Regions from separate parts of the Homo sapiens genome. Here region 1 is linked to region 2. Evidence: chromatin loops called from intact Hi-C (ENCODE). Cell type or tissue: A673. All regions are shown on one strand.

Region 1 (8,000 bases), 270 kb before region 2:
TCAACATGGGGAAATACACATAAATCCCAATTTTTATCTACAAATTGTGTATTCTTAGATATCTCTTCATAACTATTTATTCTGTATAATATAGATAACAACATGCAAATGCTTATTAAAAGTCCTAATGCATGCCAGTGCTGCTTTGGTTAGGCCAATATCTTGGTTGGAACAAGCTACACAATGTGTGGTAGCAACTCCAAAACCATTAAGACTGAGTATGTTAAAATGTATTTCACTGTCATTTGGAGTAACCATGAGCCCTCCGGCTCTCCAGGATAGCTCGCTTCCAAGGGCTGATACAAGCATTTACACAGCTTCCATATTTTAGCATACAATCTGGAACACTTGGCCTTCAGAATCAAGGTAGAAGAGAAAGTGGAAATAAGTCACACATGCCTTGAGGTACTTTTGATTGAAAGTGATGCATGTTTCTGTATACTCAGAACTGGTGGCATGGTCACCACCAAACTACAAGGGAGTTTGGGAAAAGAGTACTGTATCAGGAATATTCAGTGAACTGTATTGTCTCTGGGATGTTGAAAAAACAATAAAATCATCAACAAAGATATTTAATGTATTGTACATATTTTAACAGTTATGATCTTTTTTATTTTATGTTATTTTATTCTAGTTTACTTTAACTTCTGGGATACATGTGCTGAACGTGCAGGTTTGTTACATGGGTATACATGTACCATGGTGGTTTGCTGCACCTATCAACCCATCATCTAGCTTTTAAGCCCCACATGCATTAGGTATTTGTCTAATACTCTCCCTCCCCTTTCTTTCCACCTCCCAACAGGCCCCGGTGTGTAATGTTCCCCTCCCTGTGTCCATGTGTTCTCATCTCCTCACCAGCATCTATTGTTTCCAGACGTTTTAATGATCACCATTCTAACCGGCATGAGATGGTATCTCATTGTAGTTTTGATTTGCATTTCTCTAATGACCAGTGATGATGAGCTTTTTTTCATAGGTTTTTTGGCCGCATAATGTCTTCTTTTGAGAGATGTCTGTTCATATCCTTCGTCCACTTTTTGATGGGGTTGTTTGTTTTTTTCTTGTAAATTTGTTTAAGTTTCTTGTAAATTCTGGATATTACACCTTTGTCAGAGGGGTAGATTGAAAAATTTTTCTCTCATTCTGTAGGTTGCCTGTTCACTCTGATGATAGTTTCTTTTGCTGAGCAGAAGCTCTTTACTTTAATTAGATCCCATTTGTCAATTTCGGCTTTGTTGCAATTGCTTTTGATGTTTTAGTCATTAAGTCTTTGCCCATGCCTGTGTCCTGAATGGTATTGCCTAGGTGTTCTTCTAGGGTTTTTATGGTTTTAGGTTTTACGTTTAAGTCTTTAATCCATCTAGAATTAATTTTTGGATAAGGTGTAAGGAAGGGGTTCAGTTTCTGTTTTCTGCATATGGCTAGCCAGTTTTCCCAACACCATTTATTAACTAGGGACTCCTTTCCCCATTGCTTTTTTTTTTTTTTTTTTTTTTGGTCAGGTTTGTCGAAGACCAGATGGTTGTAGATGTGTGGTGTTACTTCTGAGGCTGCTGTTCTGTTCCATTGGTCTATATATCTGTTTTGGTACCAGTACCACGCTCTTTTGGTTACTGAAGCCTTGTAGTGTAGTTTGAAGTCAGGTAGCATGATGCCTCCAGCTTTTTTCTTTTTGCTTAGGCTTGTCTTCGCTATATGGGCTCTTTTATGGTTCCATATAAAATTCAAAGTAGTTTTGCCTGATTCTGTGTAGAAAGTAAATGGTATCTTGATGAGAATAGCACTGAATCTATAAATTACTTTGGGTAATATGGCCATTTTTATGATATTGATTATTCCTATGATCTATTTTTAAAAGTGGTTTTGATGCTGATTTAAAGCCTGTATTTAGATAAGGAGTGAACATGTTCTTCATGTGTTCTACTTGTTTAGAATTTTAACCTTTCATAGCATTTTTATACATATCCAGTTTTAAAATATGGGTGTAAATTAAAATATGTTCTGTAACAGTAACAAATTTTGTTTTACAGTTCTGATTTGAAACTAGCTTTTATCTTTCATAGTAGATAGACACAGCAAGATTAATGGTAATATTTGTACTAAAACCTTATATAAGCTTATTAAAAGTGTCTAATAATAAAAGTGTTTAAATACTAAAGGAACAAAAAGAGTTCCTTTTGTTGATGGATGATGAAACCAAAGCTTATCAGAGAAGAGTCATTATGCATCATTATATAAATCTAAAAATAATATTTTTCATGGGTTAGTGAGGTTATTTTGAAAATTACAAGTGTAGCCTTTTGTTAAAAAAAATTGTCAAGATAAGTGTCTCTGAGGCTTACATTGTCTATGATGATTCTTTGTTGACAGAAAAAAAGTCTGCATCATTCTTCTCAAAAATGAAATAAAATTTCAAGAAAGCATATCCTAATAACAGGGATAGAGGTGTGATGGTATCATAATTTCATGGAGCACTAATACAAATTCAGGCAAAATTGATCTCCCGTGTTTTATCTATTAAGCAACATTTGGGAATGTGGTTTCTTTCAGTTGAAATTCTGAGTAAAAAGTTCATCAGAGTTGGTTTGACCAGATCTATATAGTGTGCGTGCTTTGAACTGTCTGCTATCATGCCAGTGCTCCATCTTTAATTGAGAAGACACTTCAATGGCAAAAGCTTGCAGCTACTTCTTCACGTGTGTAATTTTCTCTGGCACTGGAGACTGTCTATGACTCTAGTTTGTCAGAGGAGCTCTTAAAAATGGGAAAGTTTTAACAAATTAACATTATTTATACTCACTGACAAGTATCCAATGTACCTTAGCTGGTTCACTAAAGGTGTTACCAAAAAGGGGTCCCTATCCAGACCCCAAGAGAAGGTTTTCATTCAAAAAGAATTCGAGGCAGTGACCATAAAGTGAAAGCAAGTTTATTAGAGAAATAAAGGAATAAAGAATGACTACTCCATAGGCAGAGCAGCAGCTTGGGCTGCTCGACTGATAATACTTAATAGTTATTTATTGATTATATGCTAAACAATGGGTGGATTATTCAGGAGTTTTCCAAGAAAGAGGTGGACAATTCCCAAAACTGAGGGTTCCTCCCCTTTGTAGACTATGCAGCGTAACTTTCTGACATTTCCGTGGCATTTGCAAACTATCATGGCACTCGTGGGAGTGTCTTTTAGGCATGCTAATGCATTACAGTTAGTGTATAATGAGCAGTGAGGAAAACCAGAAGTCACTTTCATGACCATCTTGTTTTTGGTGGGATTTGGGGCTGGCTTCTTCACTGAAACCTGTTTTATCAGCAAGGTCTTTGTGACCTGGATCTTGTGCTGACCTCCTCTCTCTTCCTGTGACTTAGAATGCCTAACCTCCTGGGAATGCAGCCCAATAGGTCTCAACCTCAGTTTACCTAGCCCCTGTTCAAGACAGAGTCACCCTGGTTTAAATGCCTCTGACATAGTGACAGGGGTTTTAAAGTCAGATGTTTTAAACTCAATTTGTCGGCTACTATTACCAGCTGTTGTATAAAGCTTCTCAAATCAAACCTATTGATGCCTCCAGATGTATGTCCAGGTTTAGCTCCTGAGAAAGTAGGATATGCACCAAATGTAATTTTGACTTTAGTGTCTATAGGCACAAGTAAATTACACAGGCTTCATCCTTACCAGAAAAGACTCCATCTTATTCAAGAGATTCTTAGGTACACTGTTGAAACCTAGAGGGTGGTACAAACATTTCTTATTCTTCCCATGTGGCTGCCCTTTGGTTATGCCAAAGTCCCTTTTGATTAAGCATTCAAAGTGCCCTTTATATTCCTATCTCCCCCCCCCCATTTTTTTTACATCTTCCCTTTCCCTCATACTTCTCCATCTCTACCCACACACAAGCACACACCTGCATGGGTTCCTGGCTTCCACTGGGCATCACTGTCACTGAGATACTAGTAACTATATCAGCAAGGTCAAGTCTTGTTTCACTCTGGTGCACCTTTTGCTTTAGAGTGAAATGAATGTAAGGTAAACTTTTGGCTTCACTAATATGAATTACTTCTCTCAGCATTATTCTGATGCATTATTACCTTAAAATCTATTCTTACCTTGCAGAAGACCTAAAGAGACCATGTGAACACTTTCAAGTCCTTTAAATGAAATGGAGAGAAACAGGATGAAGGAAAAAGGAAACTGGCTCACAACTATCCTCCTCCCACTAATTACCAATGACTTAAGCCCTTCGAATCAAGTCATTTTTCAGGACCCAAGAGCTATTGGCCCAAATATCTGGCAGTTAATCCTAACACATTTTATTTTATCATCAGATTCAATGTTTAATCTTCCTAAGATGCCAAAGTGATTAGTGATTATGACTCAGTACAAATGTGCTTAAATTACCAAAAATTTGAATTTTACACATTTTTTATTAACAGAGAAGCTGAGACTAAGCTGATATTTCCTGTACCAACACTAAAAGCCAACTATCTGGAAGTATTCATTAAAACGAAGAGATGATCATTTTTCTTAAACAATTGCATACCAAATCCAAATTAAACAATTTGCTCATTTATTTTTCCTGTTTCCTGATCTACATTTCAATTCCTCTTATTTAGGAATCTGTATTTACTCATAACTCTTAGCAATCATTAAATAAAACATAACATAAATAGAAAAGTAGTCTGACATATTATACTTCAAAGTCAGAAATAATATGCTAAATTTACTTTCCCAGTTCTCCTTGAAAGGATTCAATAAATTATTCTGAGAGTTATTTCAGGAGTATTGACTGAAGAGCATGGCTTTAATTTTCAGCTTTTAACCATAGCATAGAGGATCCTACAGAGATGTTGCTAACTCCTCAAGTGCCTTACCTGGACTGGAGAGTGGGGAGGAGAATATAAACCAAATAAAAACTACCTTTGTGCGCATTCATATACTGGTTTATCATTCAAAGTTTCACAGATAATAATCAACAATGTACAGGATAAATTTCTCTGTTGGGAGTTTTAATCGGTTGAAGAAAAACAGTCTCTAAGGATCTTATCAGTATTTGGAAAATACAATTACATCAAGTTTATACATTGACTCTACCAGTTCCACTTCTTCACATTACTTTGATTAATTTCTTCACACACACACACACACACACACACACTTAATTTTTAACTTTCCTATAGTCCTAAAAGTCAACGGCAAAAAATTTTCAAATATGAGAAGTCCATAAAAATGTTTAAATGCTGGTAATGGTTAAAATTAACAGACAAATCAATGGAAAAGAATAAATAGTCTAGAAATGGCTTCACTTACTGGAAAGTCATATATTATTAAGGACTTGACAAGTTTGGAAGGACAGGATTATTAATTATTGAATAAATGATGTTTGAAAAACTGGTTATCTTTTTTTTAAAAAAAGTAAAGGTAAATTTAGACCATTATCACAGTGTTACCAAATAAAATATAAGCTGATTGAGGTAAACATAAAAGTTACAGAAAAATTGGAAGAAAACAGAAATCAAAAAGTATCAAATGTCAGGAATGGCATGGTATCTAGAAGCAATGAGAAACAAACTAAATAAAAGATAAACAGCTTTGCATACACACACACAAACTAAAGTTTTTGAAGGTCAAAAAATATAAGGTAACAGATGAGATATTGGGAATGAATTTTAGGAAGTTTTACGAAGAAAATATATGCATTTCAGGCAAATACACAAGAGGAACATCAGACTAACATGAGCAACCGCATAAATAGATCATACGTGATTAAAAATAAAATACAGGTTAGGCATGCCTAATGCAGAAATCCAAAATCTCAAATGCCCCAAAATTCAAAACTTTTTGAGCACCAAAATTATAGGTGGAAAATTCCACACATAAGTACAATCAATAAGTGTGGATACTTCCACACCTAAGTACCATCTTTGCTTCATGCACAAAATTATTAAAAATATTGTACACAATTACCTTCCGGCTATGTGTGTAAGATGTATATGAAACATAAATGAATTCTGTGTTTAGACTTGGGTCCTATCCCCAAGAGTTCTGATTATACAAATATTCCAAAATCCAAAAAAAATCTGAAATTGGAAATGCTTCTGGTCCCAACCATTTTGAATAAGTAATACTCAACCTGTAATATAAAGTACCTAGTGATAAAAGAAAATAAAAATAGTCTAAGTTCATCCATATGTACTTTTAGATTATATGTAAAAATATTAACACTGTATATACATCAGACAAAAAGATCCTTTAATCTAATATACCTGTAATATAAAGTACCTAGTGATAAAAGAAAAGAAAAATAGTCTAAGTTCATCCACCTGTACTTTTAGATTATATGTAAAAATATTAACACTGTATATACATTAGGCAAAAAGATCCCTTAATCTAATATACATGCAAATTAAAAAGTGTGACATGATGATTCATTTTTTTAGCTATTAATGAAGCAAAGATTTTACAAATAAAAACATCCAATGCTGGTGAGTATGGACATTTCCAAAGACTGTTGCTAATAGTTTAAATATCTACTTTGGAAAGAACGTGACAACACTTATATAGCAATGTGTGAAAATTGAGCCCTTTGTAAATCAGTTTTGGTTGGGGCCCCAACATGATAGGTGATAAATAATCCCCTGTTTTATGATGAAGTGCTAGACCATCTGCAGGAGCTGCAGAGGAAGAGTCCAAAGTCAACAGAAACTCAATACATCATTTACCTCCTTGCTATATAAACAAAGGCCAAGAATTTAATTAAATAAGTGGAAGGCTTAAGAGAGGTGGTGTTTAGAGAAATATAGGGGTGCTTTTTTTCTTACTTCCAGAGTAGTCAGAAGTAATTTAAAGAAACAATTTAGAATCTTTAATGTGTTCCCTAAGTTGAGGGACAATGGAGGGTGAAGGGGTGGTCTCCTGAAGGAGCTTCTGATAAACCCGAGATACCTAAATGGAAAGAATGCTGAAGGGACCCGAAATAGCACTGTAGAACAACTCTCTCACTGACAGAGTGAGAGGTGTTTGTAAGGCATGTGATGGGAAATTGCTGGAGGGCTTGGTGCAGGGAGGTGAAGTGATCTGATTTATGTTTTTAAAAGCTTACTCAGGCTGAGGAGTGGACTAATGATAATAGTAATTGTAATGGTTAACTTTTTGTGTTCACTGGACTTGGCCATTGAATGCCCAGACATTTGTCAGACTATTCTGAGTGTGTCTCTGAGGGTGTTTCTGGATGAGATCAACATTTGAATCAACAGACTGAGTAAAGAAGACTGCCCTCCCAAGTGTGGGTGGATACCACTTAATCAATTGAAGATCTGAACAGAACGAAAGGGCTAAGAGGGAACGCCTGATTTCTCACTGCTTGAGTTGGACCATTAGTCTTTTCCTCTCTTCAGACTTTGTATTATTCTATTTTCATATGGCTATAGATAACTGCCTGAGACTGGGTAATTTATAACGGAAAGAGGTTTAATTGACTCATAGTTCTGTATGGCTGGGGAGGCCTCAGAAAACTTACAATCATGGCAGAAGGTAAAGGGGAAGTAAGGCACCTTCTTCACAAGGAGGGAGAAGTGCTGAGCAAAAGGGGAAAGAGTCCCTTATAAAACCATCAGATCTCATGAGAACTCACTATCAGGAGAACAGCATGGGAGAAACTGCCCCCATGATTCAACTGCCTCCACCTGGTCTCTTCCTTGACAAGTGGGGATTACAGGGATCACAGTTCAAGATGAGACTTGGGTCGGGACACAAAGGCTAGCCGTGTCAGACTTCAACTGAAAAATTACCTCTTTTTGAGTCTTGAGCCTGCTATCTTTTAGACTGGAACTACACCATCACCTCTCCTGGGTCTCTAGCTTGCAGACTACAGATTTGGGGACTTTTTAATCCATCATAATCGTGTGAACCATTCCTTTTATTAACTCTCTTCTTGGTTCTGCTTTTCTTGTGAACCTAATATGGTAAAAATAACAATATTATTAATATTAACATGGAGTGT
Region 2 (8,000 bases):
TCAATTACATCTGCTTATGTGCATGTATGCTTATGTATACATGAAATAAATGGCAGCAGTGATGCAAGGAACAGAAAGGGAAAATTTGCATAAGGGGTTCATACTATGCATGAAGTGGTATATAGTGTTATATGAAAGTCAATTTGGATTAGTTGCAAAAGTATATTGCAAACTCTAGGGCAACCACACAAAAAGTTAAAAAGTGTAATTAATATGCTAGGAGAGAAGAGGAAACAGAATCATATAAAATATTCAACTAAAACCATAACAGAAAGAGGAACAAAGACCAAGGGCAAGAAATAGAAAATAGCAGCAAATATGGTAGATATCAATCCAACTGTATCAATAATCACTTTGAACATCAACGTTTAAGTACATCATTTAAAAAACACATTATCAGAGTAGAACAAGAAACAAGACCTAACTATATGTTGGCTACAGAAACCCATTTTAAATATAAAGATATATAAAGTTTAAAAATAAAGGACTCGCTCACACATGTAATCCAAGAGTTTTGGGAGGCCAAGGTGGGCAGATCACTTGAAGTCAGGGGTTCAAGATCAATCTGGCCAACATAGTGAAATGCCATCTCTATTAAAAATACAAAAATTAGCCAGGCAAGGTGGCATGCACCTGTAATCCCAGCTACTCAGGAGGCTGAAGCATGAGAATCACTGGAACCCAGGAACCAGAGGTTACAGTGAGCAGAGATCACGCCACTGCACTCCAGCCTGGGCAACAGAGTGAGACCTGGTCTCTAAATAAATAAATAAATAAATGGATGGAGAAAGATATTCCATGCTAACATGAATCAAAAGAATGCAAAAGTAGCAATATTCATTTCAGACAGAGCAGACCTCAACCAAGGAAAGTTATTGAGGATAAACAGAGGCATTGCATAATGATGAAGGGTCCATTCTCCAAGAAGACATAACTATCCTTAACGTGTATGCACCTAACAACAGTGTTAAAACACGTGAGACAAAAACTGATAGAGCTGCAAGCAGAAATAGATGAATCTATTAGTACAATTACTTAGCACCCCCCTGTCAGAAATAAACAGATCCAGAAGGCAGAAAATCAGTAAGAACATGGCTGAACTAAACAGCACCATCAATCAACTAGACATAATTGATATCTGTAGACTACTTTATCCAGCAACAGCAGAATAACACTCTTCTCAAGCTCACATGGAACATTTACCAAGGCAGACCACATTCTGGCCCATAAAACACACCTGAACACATTCAGAAGAATACAATTCATACAATGTTTGCTCTCAGACTACAGTGGAATTAAAATAGGAATCAATAACAAAAAGTTAGCTGGGAAATCCTAAAATACTTGAAAATTAAACAACACACTTTTAAATTACATTTAAGTCAAAGAAGAAATCTCAAGAGAAATTGAAAAAAAAAATTGAATTAAATAAAAATGAAACAAGTTGATGAGCTTTTAAAATTGAAATTATTAGGCTAGAAGAAACAAAGAAATAATATTTAAATTGAATTTAAATAAAAAACATTAAAATTTAGGAATATGCGATATGGTATTTTAAATAAAGTAGCATACAATATAATACTATGAGTTCTGGTCTGGGAGAAAACATGCCCATGCAGAAAGAAAGACACAATGCTCTCTAATTTGAGAATTGAAGTCTATGCGTGCTATGAAAATGGCTCTTTTTTTTTTTTTTTTGCAAAAGGATTATCTCTGTCATGTCTTCAACCTTAAGTTATTATGGAAATGCTATAGTACAATCAATGAGTCTTCTGCACACAATAGACTAGTGTTTAAGTTTTCTCAATCATGTGACGTTAGAAAATTAAGCAAAATTCTGACTCAATTTCCCCAGCTGTAAAAGGGGCATAAATCTCTGTTCTATCTTACAGCAGTATTGTGAGACTGTATTCACGCACCCTGCAGAGATTTATCAAGGACCTATTACACGCGCTGCATTTCAGTATTCTTAAACAAAGCCTGTAGGCTGGCTGGTCTCCTGAGTCTACTGAAAGGAAATAATGATAAAGCACCCGTTAGAGACCTCTTACTTAAATGGTTTAAATATATATATATATATGTATGTGAGTAAAATATGCTATTAAATTAAGTTAAAAACTTTAACCTGATTACAGGCTTCATACATCTCTTGTGCCATGCTATCCAGTAAGTTTATTTTCAGTAAGAACATATATTTCAGTGTGTACTTTTATAGGTAGTAGACAACCTAAAGTTAATTACATAACACTAAAGCAAGACTTTCTCCTATCAACAGCTTAAGAACTTTTAAATAAATAAGGACATAAATTACTAATAATAAATGTAGAAATGTTGCTATCACCCAATGTTGAAAACAATTCTGTTAACCCAGAATGCATAGCTGGGGCAAATAATCTTTAAAGAATTTGGGAAATTGTATCACTTTTACATTTCATCTCACAACAAGTATAATATTTCCAATGCTGTCCTCTGAGTGAGGATTATCAAAAGAATTGATTTTCATATTAAATTCCATCTAAAATGTACTATAGTTTCTTGGGTCATGAAACATAGATGCTCCATCTGGTTTGCAATGCTTATATCAGTTTGAGGTTAGTTTTTTTGGTTTTTGGTTTTTCTCCACCTAGAGAGCTTGTGCTCCCTCCACCCCTTTTTCTGAACAATAGATCTTTTAAAGACAAGAATCCACTGACCTTCTTCAAGGGTCATTTGGAACCTTGGGTAACATGTAACAGTTCTTACTGATGGACTTTCATACACAGTTACCAGAGACGTCTATGGTAAATAGGGTCTAGGGAAATACAAACCTGGATCTGTCTGCCAACTCATTATTAATACATGTGAATGGCCCGGACCCCTGACCTACACAGTGAATCTGTAAGCACAACTTCCCTCCTTCCTCTCTCCTCAGTATGACACTTTGGTGGTTGCTGGCTGTGCTTACTTTCCTCTATAATTTGTATTCATGTAACCTCCATTACAATATTAACTCAGATTTATTTTGTTTCCACATCTGTTCTTCTCAGCCCTGTTGATAGCACTTCATGGTAAGATGAGCTAGGGAAAGAAAATAAGCAGGGCATGTGGAGTTGCTGGGAATAGACATGGAGCTCTCTTCCTTTGATCTCCAAAGTCGTGTTTCTCCTACAGAGAGTTTCCTCTATGCATCATGGAAAGCATTAGGGGCTGAAGTCACACCACCGTGAAGTTTAAGAAGAGAAAAAGAGAAAGAAAAGACAACTAAAAGCTCTGGAATTCGAAATGAAGACTCCTTGTGCAGTCCTTAAATATTAAAATAAACATCTTTTAAAATCCTCAGGTGAACTCGTGCAAATTGCATATGCAAGTGCGTGTAGAAATGGAATTGTTTGATATATTTAACTCAAGACTTAAAGTACTCTTCAGATGAGTGTCTAATAGGAAAAAGAAAAATTTTATCACCAACAGGAGGATATTAATGTTGCTACAAAACTCAAAATATTCTGAAGTTCCCTGCTAATATTGCAGTGTCAGAGCTCGAAGAATTTTGATGATCATTCATCTCCCCATACTTACTTATTAACTAAATAATCATTATTAGCAACATATATGTGTTCATTGTCAAATTGGTTCATAGCCCTTTCACTGGCTTAACCATGAAAACATAAAATCTAGTCTATTATTTTCTCTAAAAAAACTAATGAAAGTTTTTCTGGGCATTAAAATCCTATGCCTAAATGTGATTTTAGTTTCATATCACATTTTTTTACTTTTCATTTTTCTTCAGGTAAAAAATAATCAAATCAAATTGTAGTTTCCATTTTACCCAGTTATTTTGGCCCCAAAGAGATGATAGTGAATAATTTAAATTATATTATATATTAATCATTTTTATTACGTTTTTGTTAGGCAGGAATAGTACCATTATTCCTCTATCCCTTCCCTTTAAAAAATTCAGAAATGGGCAATGGCTGTGAATATGGAAGGAGTTGTGCATAGTGTTTAAAAGTGTTAAATCTGAGCTGAGAGAAAATTAGTTCTTTTGCAAACAATGGAAAACCAGGGAATTATTTCATTGTCACGACCCAGTAGCCACCAGATGCTTAGAATTCCATGTATTTTAAAAACAAACCATTCAACGACTCCTTTGACACCCAAAGTATGTCAATAATTCAATGTATTAGTTGGATGCAAATTTTATACAATAAGGTATGGAAAGCAAACTGTAATTGGGAGTGCCAGAGTGAATGGAGCTCTATCCTTTGACAGAGCCCATTGTTGAACCCCAGCCTGAATCCCCGACCCTTTACTTTGCAGGGATACAATAGCCTTTGATATGAGATGGTGGGAAACAGACTCAGAGACTCATTTCACATTCAGTTGCAATTCATCAGTTTGGCGGGGACTTTTAACAGCTTTAATGACCACAGCAATTGATGGTTAAATCAATTTGTGCCGGTGACAGCATGGCTGGCCTCTAGACTGTAACAATCCAGGATTGCACTAGGCAGAAAAGACTGTTATTCAGATGTGCACGGCTCCTACTTAGCTCAAAGTGAGAACAACAGGGAGACAGAGTCTCTCACAGGGCAGGCCCTGGAGAATGCACTCATTCACTCCATTTGACTACACAATGCCAGAGCTTCTTTGTAAAGTGTCGCGGTAGAATTTTTTTTTTAAGTATTGTTGGAAGTAAAAATATACAGTAGGAGACAAAGGTTTCTAATATTTAACTATATCCTAAGAGAAAGTAGCAAGCCAGAAAGAATTTAACCTTTGTTTCTTTGATCGAAATGGGTGGTCCTACTACTACCATCACTAGACACCCCTCCTCCCGTAAAAAATTGAAAGAAAGGAAAAGAAAATCAACAGCAGAGATTATAACAGAGGAGGTTTCCATTTAGAAAAAAAAGGTGAAATGGTAATTAGAAAAACACCACCACCACATTCTGTGTCCAAGAAAAGGAAGAAATATTGCTCCCTCTTCTGTTTATCACAGGTAGTTTTTTTCCAAATAGAAGTCGTCTTTTTACATTTTTAAATATAAATGTTTACAGTGAAGAAACACGCCATCAGCATAGTGAGACGCCAGGCTGGCTTATATGATTTATTTATAATAAAAAAGTTAAATAAATAAATACTTTGCTAAGCCTACTTTATAATGTTTAAGAAATTTATAAGAAAATTTGACATTTTACAGGTGGGGGAAGGGACAGTCATTTCACCAACAGAACTTTTTGTGCCAGCACACATGAGTGTTAGAATGACTAATTCAACTCCATACAATACTTTACAAGTCTGCATAAAATTTGCTATGTAAGGCATCTCACTGTAACTTCAAATAATGGAGGACGCAAACATATCATTTAAACATCAGAATAATAACTGCTGGAATAACGTAAGGTCCACATATGCACTTTAATGAACTTCTAAGGTATGAAAACTAATTTAATAAGTGTTTAGGGTTTTTAAAAAAACAGGCATCATGCTACAAATTTTGCAAAACAGAAATCCTCTGTAAAAGTACAAAACTCAGACACATAAAGTATTAAATTCAGGACTTGATGGAATTGACCACAGGATGGAATTTTTGTGATCTTGAGTTACCTTTCATGCTCCATTAGAAATCAAACCAAATAATAAAATATTTTTTAAAGTTATTGAAAAGAAGGGGGAAAAGGAATCTCTCTTAGAACATAGGTGGATCCATGGGAAATGTATTGCACAAAACACGCAGCTATAGCACTGTGAAAAAAATGTAAACAACATTTTCCAACAGATTTGTCTAAACATTGAAAGAATATTGAGGTTGTACAGAGGAGGTCTTGGCACTGAGTCCAGAAGCTGAGCTTGGTAACTGGGGAGGGGGAAGAAAAGGAGGCGAGTTTCCATGGCAACGCTGGTGCTGCGTGCAAATGGAACAAGCGTGCATCTTCCCAAGGGAGGAAGGGAGCACGGAAAGTGGAAATGGAGGGGGAAGGGCAGTGTAGCTTCTGCAAGGCCAGTTTATGCTGAATAAGTGTTTTGTGTAAAACTGTGACATGATCTATATCAGAGTATATATTGTGAGAGACCTGAGATCCTCTTGTGATGTACTGAAGCAATGATTAAAGATCATTTTGCCTGGGAATATATATTTATCTTACAATATCCATTTTGGATGTATAAAAATATTGAATTCATCCTGTTGCATACATTGTCCTCTGCCTTCACAATAGAATAGCATGAGGTGACTAGAATAGAATTTTGCATGGATTTTCCATATCTTTATACCTGAGAGTCAAGTTTATATGGGAGAAAAAAAACCTTTTATGTCCTTCTCTTAGCTTAAAAGGCAGATAGATGTGGTTTCTTATAGTGTTAAATGTGAAACTTTATTCACAATCACGACAACAGTGTTTCATGTGTCACAAGGCAGAATATTACACGTAAGGAATAAGACTGTATAAAAGCTAACTGATAACATTACTTATCTCATTTAAATTAAATCATTATTAATATTTTATCCCATTATAAATGACAATGTGAAGATTAAAACAAAGTGACACCAAGAAGAGGTGACAGATGGAGAGCTAACTCTCCTCAATGCTCTAGAAATCAACATATTACTACTAAGGAAAAACCCTTTCATTGGAGGTCAGATTATAGTGCAAATTAGCATTGAGTAGAAATGCCCAAAATGTGGGCTTGATTGCACAAGAATTAAACTTACACCATTGCCTGATGGTTTTAACAATTAAAAATCTGGTTCATAATATATACTAGTCTATAAATTCTATGAAGGTAGTGGCTATGTTTACCTTTTCCACATAATAGTGTGAAGTTTCTCAGCAACCACCACAAAACCTACATATAGCAGATGCTCAATACATATTTGTTGACTACTGAATGAATAAAACAAACCGTTTTCAAAATTGGGAGAGACAATTTGTAAATGCACAGGAAAGAAATGAATCTTCATTCATCATCTCCGATATAACAAGCAGCATGCTCATATTATCTGACTTAACACTCACAAATACCTGCAAATGCTTTCATTATTATCCCCATTTTACAAATGAGAAAAGAGAATCTCTGGACATCTAGGTAATTTCCTCAAATTTACACCACTGAAAAAGCTTGTATTCAAGCCTAGTCCTGTCTAAATATGCAATTCATGATCTTTCAACTTCCTCTACTGACTACTTTATACCAGACAGCATTGAGTAGAGCCCACTTTGTCCAAATAGGAAGAACTGAAGTGCAAAGGACTCACTTGCCATACTCATCACTCTTCTTGGGAACCCTCTAAAAACCCAGAGTGCCATCCTTTTGGTGTCCCATCAGTACTGCTCCTTGAAAGCCAGTAGAGGCCAGAAACTGAAATCCAAAGTTGAATTAACCAAGTATAACTCTAAGCCCTTCATGTATAGCTGGGATTAAAACACTGTAGAAGTTATATATATATATAGTGTTCCCAAATTCTATTGAAGTCCTAAAGGAGCCCACATTTCTACTACCTAAATGCTGCTTCCCACACTTCATAATCAAGCCAAGCCACTTCAGCCAACACTAAGCCCCTTCGGACCAGCAAAGCCTTATCCAAATTCATTTCAACCCCTTCCCTTCCTCATCCTCCCTTTGTCTGCCTCCTTAAAAATTAGTTCCAGTGAATCCAAAGGAACCTCCATTCAACTGTCAGTAGATTTTACTACAAACTTAGTGTCTTCATAGAATAATCTCTCCAGTATATCCTAATGATCCTTTTCCTCTGAAATAGAGGTTGTTTGTCTTCCTTCTCCTTGCATTTCAAGGGTCATAACACTCCCAAGTTCCCACCAACATTTTCAACAATTGTTCTTTCACTCATGTTTGAGACTGTAGGATTCATCTTTATTTATGTGCTCACTCATTATAAGCAGATAATAACACGACAGGCATTGTCTCAAGACATTGTTTTATTTTCCATAATTCTTAAGTCCACTCCAAAAAGCAGTGGTTTTATACACACAACACCCCAAGCAAGTTTCAAACAGGTTAAA

The links. A loop is a pair of places that touch in the nucleus more often than their neighbours do. Peaks named below come from ENCODE experiments on the same cell type or tissue, not always from the same donor. Only the 100,000 strongest peaks of a DNase experiment are listed, where the experiment ranks them.
Region 1: a loop joins it to region 2, with 9 times the contacts of the local background. A loop is called at or near these places in 3 of 110 quality-filtered maps.

The regions. Positions count from the first base shown.
Region 1 is chr6:112,769,686-112,777,685 of GRCh38, reverse strand. LOC105377949 (a long non-coding RNA gene) reads right to left here. Exons shown (of 6, transcript XR_001744304.2): 6 at 7,860-7,954. The region is part of intron 1 of LOC107986634 (a long non-coding RNA gene); the gene reads left to right. Among named protein-coding and RNA genes, the nearest start is that of RFPL4B, 430 kb to the right of the region's middle. In A673, no CTCF peak of the experiment used is centred here; a DNase peak (open chromatin) is centred at 4,335.
Region 2 is chr6:112,499,821-112,507,820 of GRCh38, reverse strand. No RefSeq gene overlaps it. Among named protein-coding and RNA genes, the nearest start is that of RFPL4B, 160 kb to the right of the region's middle. RefSeq lists an enhancer at 2,698-6,710. In A673, a CTCF peak has its summit at 4,963 (motif pointing left); a DNase peak (open chromatin) is centred at 5,890.